Linked DNA regions of Mus musculus: region 1 is linked to region 2. A link is a contact called in ENCODE Hi-C or POLR2A ChIA-PET data. All regions are on one chromosome and are shown on one strand. Each heading gives the region's core, a stretch centred on a gene start or an enhancer-like site at or near the end of the contact. The rest is flanking DNA. Distances are from core to core; before and after follow the strand shown. Region 1 holds the start of Zfp36l2 (zinc finger protein 36, C3H type-like 2). Region 2 overlaps Gm19696 (predicted gene, 19696).

Region 1 (5,426 bases), core at 1,434-3,933, 45 kb before region 2:
CATTCTATATGCTAGCTCCTCCTGCAGAGACGCTGACATTTCACATGTAATTGGTCTCAGAAGAAAACCATCCTGCACCACAGAAACACGGCTGTGCTGGAGTAGAGACCTGTACGCAGGGAGAGGGAAGTCAGGAGCTGTGTCCTTCCTGGCCATGAAGAGGAACAGAAATCCCCTGGGTGGTCTTAGAAACACTCAGCACCCTGGGGTCTGTGTGGCCCTGTAGTAATTACCTAGTTAGGCAGTGCAACCCACTGCTGATGAAAAATTGAAAACCTAACATTGTTTAGTTTGTTTTGGGCTTTGCTTTTAGTTTTCTGAGTCAGGCTTGCTATTTACACTAGGCTGGCCTCAAACTTGTGTTAATCCTCCTGCCTTTGCCTCCTGAGTGCCAGGATTCCAGGCATACACCACTATACCCAGCATTACACTACTTTAAGATCTAGTTGGTGAGAGGGGCTGGTGGTGACAACCTTGGGAGATTAATTCTGAACAGGACCCAACCTTCCCTCTCCCCTTCCATCTAAAATGAAATAAAAGCAGTTACATGACAATAAAACCATCTCACATTGGCAGGCATGCTGTCCCAAAGCATGTTTCAGAGCAGGCTTATGTTATCTCCAAGTCCATCCTACCAAGTCTGCCATTAGCTGGGACTTACCCCAGACTTGGATCTTGGCTGGCTGTGGCCAATCTGGGAGGACAGGAGGGATGGATGGCTCCACAGGTGGGCTTGTATCTGCAATCCTGCTAGCAGTAGCTAGGGGAACGACTGCTGCATGCTTTCCTGAGAGAAACCAGGAAAACCTTAGTCACAGCCTCATGCTTACATTTGGGGTCCTTTCAGCCACAGAACCCAGCAGTAATAGGGGCAAGAGCAACGTGGGTGGGAAGAGTGAAGCAGCCATCTTCCCTAAGTCACTACACTTGAGGGTCCTAAGATCTGGGTGGCCCCTTGCTCAGACCACAGCCAAAAGCCAGTTTGCTTTAATATATAAGATGGTGAGGGCTTTGTTCCTTTATAGGGGTATGGTCTCACTCTCACACTAAGCTGTGCAAGGCTAGCCTAAAACTCACCACAGTTTGTGATTAGTGCTAGGACTATAGGCATGAACCACCGTACCCAACCCACTCAGCACTACGTCCAAGACACTACAGTCTTCTGGCAGCCATTGGCTCTACCTACAGGGGCAGCATGCACTGCAGTGTGGCCAAATGCACCTGGACTCAGGAGCCTTTGAGTGACAGATCTACCTCCTTAGCTTCAAGGTTAACTGATACAGCCCAAGTGCACACTGGACTGGGTCAACCAGACAGGAAGAGCAACATGGGAAGGATGTAGTTGGTCAAGCAGCCTTCTCTGGCAACTACTGGGCCTTCCACCCAGGGCAACCCGGACTGCCAGCTGGGTGAATTCATGGGCCCAACTCCAGCTTTTGGCAGCCAGTATGAAGTGTAGGGATAAAGGGTTCTGGACCTGACCAGATGGGCCTCACGGGGTGGGGGTGGGGGTCGCTAGGTGTGTGGAGGTGTGTGTGTGTGAGACCCCTCTCAAAAAGAGCCAGGGGCCTTCTGGGACTGCTTTTTCCATGGAAAGCTGGTAGGAGTTGCACTAAAGGCAACCGAATGAGGACCTCTTTCCCCCAACCTGGGTGGTGGTTCAGCAATCACCGCCTCGCCTCCGGCAGCTCACACAAAGCTTAGATTCAATGCCGCGCCTCCCACAGCAGAAGGAGGAAGGTTGCAGGATTCGACAGGCCAAGGCTGTACAGGCGGGAAGCCTTGGCTAGGAGCTGCACCCACATCCCCGAGAGGAGGCCAGGCCAACCAGCAGGCACAAAGGTGAAGGAAGTGACTTCCTCTATGTCCACACTGCTCCTCCGACTTCCCTCTAGTCCCCTGGAATAGGCTTTCCCGCCCCGGACACCCCGCGCCACTCGGCGCCTTTGGCCCAGGCTCAAGGTCTTGTGATGTGATTAGCAAAGCCAGCGCCTTGTCCTCAGACACTCGGCTCTGCCCCACAGGCCGCAGCGCTCAAGTCCTGTTTACTGAGCCTGGGCGGGGAGAGGGGCGGAGAAACGCGCCAATGCTCCTCCAGGCTGGCCGCTCCCGCCCCCACCCCTACTGCGTCTCCACGTGCAGCCGGGCCGGAGCTGCCACCTACGGGACAGGCCGCGACCCCCGTTCCTAGTCCCAAGCAACTTGGCCAAGCGCACCATTGCTGTTTTGCTGTTCCCGCGCGCGGAGCAAAAACTAGGATGGGAGATAAAAGCTGCGCCAGTCGGCCCAGCCGGATCGGGCGAGGAAAGGCACGTCCCGGGTAGCCCCGTCCTGGGCAGATAGAACGTGTACGTGCTTTCCAACGTTATACTCGTAGAGGCGGAGGAGAGCGAGGTATTCCCGCCGCCGCCACCCAGCAGGACCCAAGGGGGCCGCACGCCCCACGCCGCTCGGGACGCCCAGGCTGCCCGCCCCTCCCCTCCCCTCTCCTCCCCTCCCCCGAAGGGGAAAAATTGGCGGCGACCAATGAGAAGCCGAGAAGGAGCCTGACGTCCGCGGGCTGGCGGGCGGCGTTGCCTGGAGACCCCGGCCGGTCAGCGTTCAGTCCCCTCCCCCGGTGCGCTTTGCCCCGCCGCCGCGCCGCTCCGGGGCTGTATAAAGGGCGCACGCTCTCAGGTCTCCGAGTTCCACCAGTCCGCGAGCTGCCGACGGCTCGGGCGGGGGGCGGGCCGGGGCGCCGAGCTGCGCTCTCGCTTCTCCTCTGCCCCCCACTCCGCGCCACGGCCTCCCGCCGCCGCTTCCTCGGCCGCACAAGCACAACTTTCCGTCCCTCCTTGGCCCTCGCCCGTTATTCATCTTGGTTCGAGTCTCGCCGTACCGAGGGCACCTCCCAACCTCCACGCTTGCAATTTCGACCATTACAGGACCCAGAAAAATGTCGACCACACTTCTGTCACCCTTCTACGATATCGACTTCTTGTGCAAGGTAAGCAGGCAGCCGGAAAGGATGGCGGACGGCCTGGAACCCTTTGGAGTTCCGAGACTTGCCGCCGGGCCGGGCCGAGGCGGGAGGGACCCTTCCAAGTTGACTTTGCGGGTGGAGGGAAGTCCTGGAGTTAGCAGGACTGTGTGCTTGCGACTGTGGGCGTGGAGAGAGCGAGTAGCGGCTGGAGCAGCCGTGCTCCTCCCGAACCGACCGCGGCCACGCTGCCGGGACTTCCCGGACAGCGTTTGCGCCGCCCACCCCGTGGCCACGGGCCCAGGATCACATGGCTAGACCCGGAGCGGCCGGGGTGGGCGTCCTCCACTCTCTCCGGCCTGCGTTTTGCGAGTGTAGCGGTGGAGGCTGAATCGGATCCCACCAGAAACCCCAACAAGTGGGCAGTTGGGACTAGGGCGTTCACTCTGCAGTTAGCCCCGACTCTCTTCCCCATCCGATTTTCATCCCGCTCCCGCTCCCCTCCCTTTGGCAGACGGAGAAATCCCTGGCAAACCTCAATCTGAACAACATGCTGGACAAGAAGGCGGTAGGGACGCCCGTGGCTGCTGCCCCCAGCTCGAGCTTCACTCCGGGCTTCCTGCGACGCCACTCCGCCAGCAACCTCCACGCGCTTGCCCACCCTGTGCCCAGTCCGGGCAGCTGCTCGCCGAAGTTCCCGGGCGCCCCTAACGGCGGCGGCAGCAGCTGTGGCCCCGCAGGCGGAGGCGGTCTGGCCTCCTACGGCCAGCTCAAGGAGCCTTCGGGGGGCAGCGGCACGGCGCTGGTCACCAAGGAGAGCAAATTTCGGGACCGCTCGTTCAGCGAGAACGGGGAGCGCAGCCAGCACCTCCTGCACCTGCAGCAGCAGCAGAAGGGGGGCAGCGGCTCCCAGATCAACTCCACGCGCTACAAGACGGAGCTGTGCCGGCCCTTCGAGGAGAGCGGCACGTGCAAGTACGGCGAGAAGTGCCAGTTCGCGCACGGCTTCCACGAGCTGCGCAGCCTCACCCGGCACCCCAAGTACAAGACAGAGCTGTGCCGCACCTTCCACACCATCGGCTTCTGCCCCTACGGCCCGCGCTGCCACTTCATCCACAACGCGGACGAGCGGCGGCCCGCGCCGTCGGGGGGCGGCGGCGCCTCCGGGGACCTGCGAGCGTTTGGCGCACGCGACGCGCTACACCTAGGCTTCGCCCGCGAGCCGCGGCCCAAGCTGCATCACAGCCTCAGTTTCTCCGGCTTCCCGTCGGGCCACCACCAGCCGCCGGGGGGCCTGGAGTCGCCGCTGCTGCTCGACAGCCCCACATCGCGCACGCCGCCGCCGCCCTCCTCCTCGGCCTCGTCCTGTTCCTCCTCGGCTTCTTCCTGCTCTTCCGCCTCGGCGGCCTCCACGCCCTCGGGCGCCCCGACGTGCTGCGCCACGGCGGCGGCGGCCGCGCTGCTCTACGGCCCCGGGGGCGCGGAGGACCTGCTGAGCCCCGGAGCGCCGTGCGCCTCCTGCTCGTCCTCCGGCGCTAACAACGCCTTCGCTTTCGGCCCGGAGCTGAGCAGCCTCATCACGCCGCTCGCCATCCAGACCCACAACTTCGCCGCCGCGGCCGCCGCCGCCTACTACCGCAACCAGCAGCAGGGCCTGACCGGTCCCGCGCCACCCCCGGCACAGCCCCCCGCGGCCCCCGCGCCGCCCTCCCCGCCCTTCGGCTTCCAGCTGCCGCGCCGTCTGTCCGAGTCGCCCGTGTTCGACGCGCCCCCCAGCCCCCCGGACTCGCTCTCGGACCGCGACAGCTACCTGAGCGGCTCGCTGAGCTCCGGCAGCCTCAGCGGCTCCGAGTCCCCCAGCCTGGACCCTGGCCGTCGCCTACCCATCTTCAGCCGCCTCTCCATCTCCGACGACTGAGGCAAGGGGGCGCCCGCGAGGGGTTGGGAAAGGCACAGCGGGGGCCACCGGTTGGGGAGGGCGACACTGCGGCAGACTTGGAGGCCCCTCCGAGCACTTGGACTCGAACTCTGCCGGAAGGGGCCCCGCCCCTACCCTTTCGGTTCTCTCGTTTTTTTTGTTTTTTATTATTATTTTTATTATTATTATTATTGTAAAGATTCGTTCTTGTTGATAAAAGCCAACGAACTTTTTCGTATGGATGAACAAAATATTCACAACAGGGCGGTTGTGATGCGGAAAGAACAAAAGATACCAAACACTTAGGTCTCAGATGAGTTTGAAACTCTAGTTTTAGAAGAAAAAAATCAGCCCAGCACCAGCAGCTACCAACCACCATTCCATCTCTTCTTTCACTCGAAAGCCTTAGAAACAGTCCAGATGTGAGAACTCTTGGAAGGGGTTCCAAGACCAGTGTGAGCCAGCCGGCTGCCACCTCCCTAAACTATAAGCTTCTAGAACTCAAAATAATGCCAGGAACATGCCTTGATTCGAGTCGCTCGCTCTCAG
Region 2 (5,219 bases), core at 2,381-4,880:
GCAACAGCAACATCAAGAAACATCTCCCAGGTCCAGCCTCTGAGGAGTTCTCTCAGGCCCTGGGAGACCGCTGACATTTCCCACAGGAGCAGGTACAGGCCTGAGTGCGACACACTAGTCACTTACCCTTTCCTGAGACTAATTAGCCTCAGTGGAGAATAACTATTCTCCCAGCTACCAGCTCCCTGTGAACCCAGACCACAGACAAATTCCTTAATTGAACTGAAGCTTTCAGCGGGCACAGATGGCCTTAGAGTATCTGTTAGAGCAGAGGCGGACCTGTGCGGTGAAAACACTGTCATTGTGGGCTTAGTAATGGTGACACCGGACCTTTTAAGGCCTCAGACCTTTGTCCAGAGGGGCAGAAATCACTCTGTCAGTCAGTCACTTTAGACAACCAGTTACCACAAGCTATCTGGGACTAAAAGAGCCAAGTAGGAGAGATCTGGGTAAGGTGAGGGGTATCTTAAGTTACCAGGGGCCCTGTGGCTGATCTAGACTTTGTACCAAGGTCATCAAAGCACACACAGGCTCAGGGCAGGAAGAATAGGACTTTGCGGGGGGGGGGGGGCTCCCCTTTTCTGAGTTCAGTAAGTGTGGGTAGTTCTGGCATTGAGAAATGAGGTAGGGGCTGGGAGCCCTGAGTGATAACTAACTGGGAGTCATTTCCAGAGCCCTTAGTTTTACATCTTCGACTTGTATATTTCCATTTCCTCCTGGCCCTGGCCTTACAAAGCTTTTCCCAGGAGCTTCAGCTGCCTCGTGTATGGCTGTGTCCTCTCTTGAAGGTAAGCTAAGACCAGACTCAGTATGCAGGGGACCAGCAGCCCCGGGGTAGAGTGTGGGTGCCGGCTTAGCTGGCTTAGCAGCCTCTGTCCCAGCATGAAGTAGCGCAGGTCGCCACCGGCAGGAGAGCTTCCTTTTCTTTCTCGCAGGGACTGGCAGAGGGGAGTTCCCCTTCTCTGTTTGTTTTGATTCTGTTGTTTTCTTAAAGACAGGAAGGAAAGCTCTCATCACTTTTTCGGTTCTGTGAACAATAAAGGCAGGCGGGAGGATGTTCCCCTGCCAAGCCCACACCTTCTCCTCTTGCCCAGCTTCCAGCAAGGCCCCCACTTCTAAGATCAGGCCCCACTGATTAGCAGGGCTGCCTTCGCCTTTCAATTGCTTTGACTTTTCTGAGTCCTGTGTGTAAAAGTGGGAGTCCTCAGATTCCCTTTACAAGGTTGTCAAGGGTTAAAAAAAGTACCACCCCCACCCCCCAAAAAAAACTCATAAAAGACAAAAAAATCACAAAAACGAAGTTGAAAACACAAAAGACTGCCCTGGACATGAAGTAGGTGTTTCAGGCTTCCTCTTTTGCTTTTCCCCTTTGGGGTCCAGCTCACAGTGGGGAGAGCAAGCCACTCTCTGGACTACAAAGCTGATTCCTTCCACAGCAGACTTGCAGACGCTGGCCTGGCCATGTTAGACTCCTAAAATGCTTGAGAAATAAGAGACTGCTGAGTTCAGGGGCTACTTGGTGCCTGGGATTGTCCTTGCTCTGTTGGGGGACAGGGTGAGCTTGTCTAGGCTTCTAGTCTTCTGTACTCCAGACCCTCACCTCCTCCCTCCTGACAGAGACACTCCATACCCCATGTACACACACACACACCCACACACACACACCATCATATCCTCTCTTCTCCCCTACCTTCTCAAGGTAGTGTCTTGCTGTTTGCTTGGCTGGCCTGGAACTCTGTATGGAGACTAGCCTGGTCTTGAACTTAAGTGCATTCTCCTGCCTCTGCCTCCTGAGTGCTAGAGCACCCCTCTCATTCTGCTTCTTGCTGTCCAGCCTGGCCTCCAACTTGGGTGCCTTCTCCTACCTTCTTGGTGAGAGATGACAGGCATGTACCACCACAACTGGGCTGCTTCCTGGGAGTGAAGGACTATGCTGTCTTGACACAGAAGGGGCCCCAGGTGCTTTCGATGTCCCTACTGTGCCCCCATCTTGCTCTGAAACTTGGCCCCAAGTGTTATCTCGGTATCTTGTCTGCCACGTGGTTCCTGAATCCTTAAAATCAAAATCTTCTTTTCTAGCAAACGTGGTTGATAGACCTGGTCCCCTGGGTAGCAGTTTGACTTGGAATTCTGAAAGAGAGCTGTGTGCAAATGACAAAGTAACACATTTGGAGTGTGGTGCATCTATCTATCTATCTATCTATCTATCTATCTATCTATCTATCTATCTATCTATCTATTTATGAGCACTGTCACATATAAAGCCCAGGCTAGTCTCAAACTCAATATGTAGTTGAGGCTGGGATTTCAGGCATACACCACCAGGTCTGGTTTGTGTGATACTGGGGACCAAACCCAGGGCTTTATGTATGTTAGGCAAGCACAGCACCAACTGAGCCATACCCTGCACCCTAGCGTGTTATTCTAGTCTGTAACTTCTATGTACATTGAACATTTGAGACCCTGTGTGGCAGACATTAGCATAGACGATGCTGATAGTTAAGAGACTCAAATCTCCCAGGGATCCTGGGTTATCCAAGGGTACAGAGAGTTCTAGAATAGGGTGAGCCATTATTAGCCTTCCTGGAACACTGAACCAACAGTCTGAGGCCCAGATCTGAACACTTTACAATTCCTGACAAGACTGAACAGTGTGATGGCTCTTCTCCAGCACCATGCACTTCCTCAGCCACCTGCCTGGGCTTGAGAGCTCTACAGCACGCTCTCTACAACACACTTGTCCTACTTCATGTCCCTGGGCCCTGGAATTGTGTTGCCATCTGTTAAATGGCATTGATTCCACTTACAAGTTTTTGTGGACGTGAGATAAAGAATTCATGGGATAGTTGAGACAGAGAGAGTTGGTACTTAATAAACAGTGCATCCCAAAACAAACCAAAGGGCCGAATGTGTAACCCAGTTGGTAGAGTTCTTGCCTAGCATGTGCAAGAAGCCTTGGGTTTGATTCCCAGCACAGAGTAAAACCAGCCATGGCAGTACATGTGTATAATCCCAGGAGGTAGGGGCAGTAGGGTCAGAAGTTCAAGTTTATCTTTGGCTGTAATTGTGAGTTCCAGCCCTGCTTGGAATATGGAAGACTCTGTCTGTCTCAAAGCAAGCCAACAAACCAACCCATGATGGCCCCAGCTTCACTGCTTGCTCCTTGCTGTCCCCTTCAGGACTAGTGTCCCCTCCACCCTTCATGTTCAGCACCTCCTTGGAACTCCCACTTCTGTCCCTGAACACAGCTTGGCCCGGCAAGCGTGTCTCCCCATGTTGTCCACCCAGCCCTCCTCTTGTGGTTTGCTGGCCCGACCCAGCCCCCATTCCCAGCCCAGAATCCTCCACTCTGCCAGGAGCACAGTACAGGTTTCTAACCACATAAAGGAAGGCACCAGGCAAAGCCATAAACCCAAGAGCTGAGTGGGATGTTTGTCCAAGCAGGACAGATCTGCAGCCAGGGATGTGGAGGGAGCGTGCTGGGACCCGGAGGAAGAGGCATTTCTGGGGAGTCTGGGAGAGCTGGCTCGGGCTAGGCGGGAAGGAGGCCGTTAACACTTCACCCCAGCCGTGCTTCCTCTGCACCTCAGCCAGGCTCACACAGGCGTGTCTGTCCTCTTACTGCCTTACTGTGTGAACAGCCCCAGGTGGGAGGGTGCTGCCTGGGCACAAATGCCCTTTATGGATGGGCAAGCAGCTCCTCCTGAGCCGAGACTACCCTGGGATTCAGAATTCAGAGCTGACCCTGGAGTTGCCGCTCTTCTGCCAGTGTTGACACCCAGGGATGCTTGAGCCTGGGGAGTGACTGGCTTTGTTCCAAGGACCCCAGGGACCATGGGCAAAAATCCCAGGAGAAGGCAGCAGCCACATTTGGAAGGTGAGAGAGTCCCAGAGAAGGCTCCCTCCAGAGTTCGTGATGGGGATGGCTCCACCAGTCAGCCTGCTGCCAGCCCCTGGGGCTGAGGTGAAAGGCAGCCTTCTGAGAGCACTGTTAGATCAGGGGCCAGCATTTGAAGCCTGAAAGAACACAGACCCAACCTCTGCCCACACCCCAGCCACCACCCCAGGAGAGGGAGCCTGGGACGAAGAGATGTTGTGAATCTGGTGCAGGAGCCCTGGTACCCTGGGCTTTTATTCTCAGAGGGCCTCTGATGTTCCTCCTCAGACCAGTGGATGACAGAAGTTACACATCCCACAGACAGACCCACCCTGCCAGGCCCCATCCAACTTCCTTAAGCCCCTCTCTGCCTCCCCCAGGCCTGCCATGAGTTTTCAAAAATTCCATTTCATCTATAGACAGGTTCAAGGGCGGGTGGGCTGCCTGTCAGTACCTTCTAGAGATAACCCTTCAACCCTTAGCCAGGGAGTCTCTGATGGAACTCTTGCCTTAGGGGAGGGGGTGTAAAAGGAGACAGCTCATCTGTTGGGCTCCCCTCCCTGGAGGCCATGACTCCAGGCAGGTAACGTCTGTCTATAGATCTGTCTAAGACCTGTCTACAGTCAGGAGGGAGGACAGGACCCTCAGATGGAAACAGGGATCTGGCTGTGATCCTTTAATACTGTAGGCTTTTGGGGTTTTCCTGTGTATCTGGAAACCTCAGGATGATAGGAGGACACCTAGTGAACTCTAGCCATTGTGTGTAGATACTTTAGAATATAATAGAAGGGAAAAACAGGGCTGCATTGTTCTCCTCAAGTACGTGTAGCATAGTGCTTCACGGCCATGTCTTCACGGATGCTCTCCCCACTGCCCTGCTCTTCCACTTCCAGGAGACCGAGGCATGGAGGAGCAAGGTCCCGTTGGATGGTGTGTGTCCCACATGTCTGGCCACCCTTCTCTCCAGCTGAACTCAGATGAGGGAAACCTGACTTGGAGGAGGGGGTTGCAAGAACCTTAGAATATATGATATATATTCCCTACCTGCTGCAGTTCCCCTGAGAAAGTGACACAGACTCCAACCACAACCACTAACTGACAATCTGGCCTTGCTGCGGGAAACAGACTGGAGGGTGTGATGCTGGGCTCCATCCAAAAACAGCCCGCTCACATCCTGCAAAACCAAAGGCCAAGGCAGGCTCACCAGCTACAGACCCCTCAGCTCTGAGTCTCCACCCCCTTCCCTTCCCAGGGACAGAGACACTCTAAGGGTCCCCTACACCATACAGAGCAACCGCCTCCTCCCACGCTCACTACTCAGATGGTCACAGGGACACGCCTG

The links. A loop is a pair of places that touch in the nucleus more often than their neighbours do. ChIA-PET counts read pairs that join two places held with the same protein, here RNA polymerase II (POLR2A).
Region 1: a loop to region 2 is called in a map of heart, with 3 times the contacts of the local background. The contact joins the promoter of Zfp36l2 here to the enhancer-like site in region 2. A Hi-C loop is called at or near these places in 9 of 37 maps with a recorded cell type or tissue (gastrocnemius, heart, left cerebral cortex and 1 more). POLR2A ChIA-PET finds 5 or more read pairs at or near these places in 3 of 5 experiments (Patski and embryonic stem cell).

The regions. Positions count from the first base shown.
Region 1 is chr17:84,185,204-84,190,629 of GRCm38, reverse strand. It overlaps Zfp36l2 (zinc finger protein 36, C3H type-like 2), which reads left to right and starts at 2,683. Exons shown (of 2, transcript NM_001001806.2): 1 at 2,683-2,986; 2 at 3,474-5,426. The coding sequence starts at 2,936. The coding sequence ends at 4,877. Thada (thyroid adenoma associated) reads left to right here. Exons shown (of 38, transcript NM_183021.3): 38 at 1-574. It also overlaps a transcript of Gm36279 not described here.
Region 2 is chr17:84,141,782-84,147,000 of GRCm38, reverse strand. All of the region lies in intron 1 of Gm19696 (predicted gene, 19696), which reads left to right. Among named protein-coding and RNA genes, the nearest start is that of Gm19696, 12 kb to the left of the region's middle. Within about 2 kb of position 3,630, at least 1 of the 3 ENCODE cell types and tissues checked has a DNase peak (open chromatin) inside an H3K27ac peak, as active enhancers do; it is heart, where a contact is called at or near this core.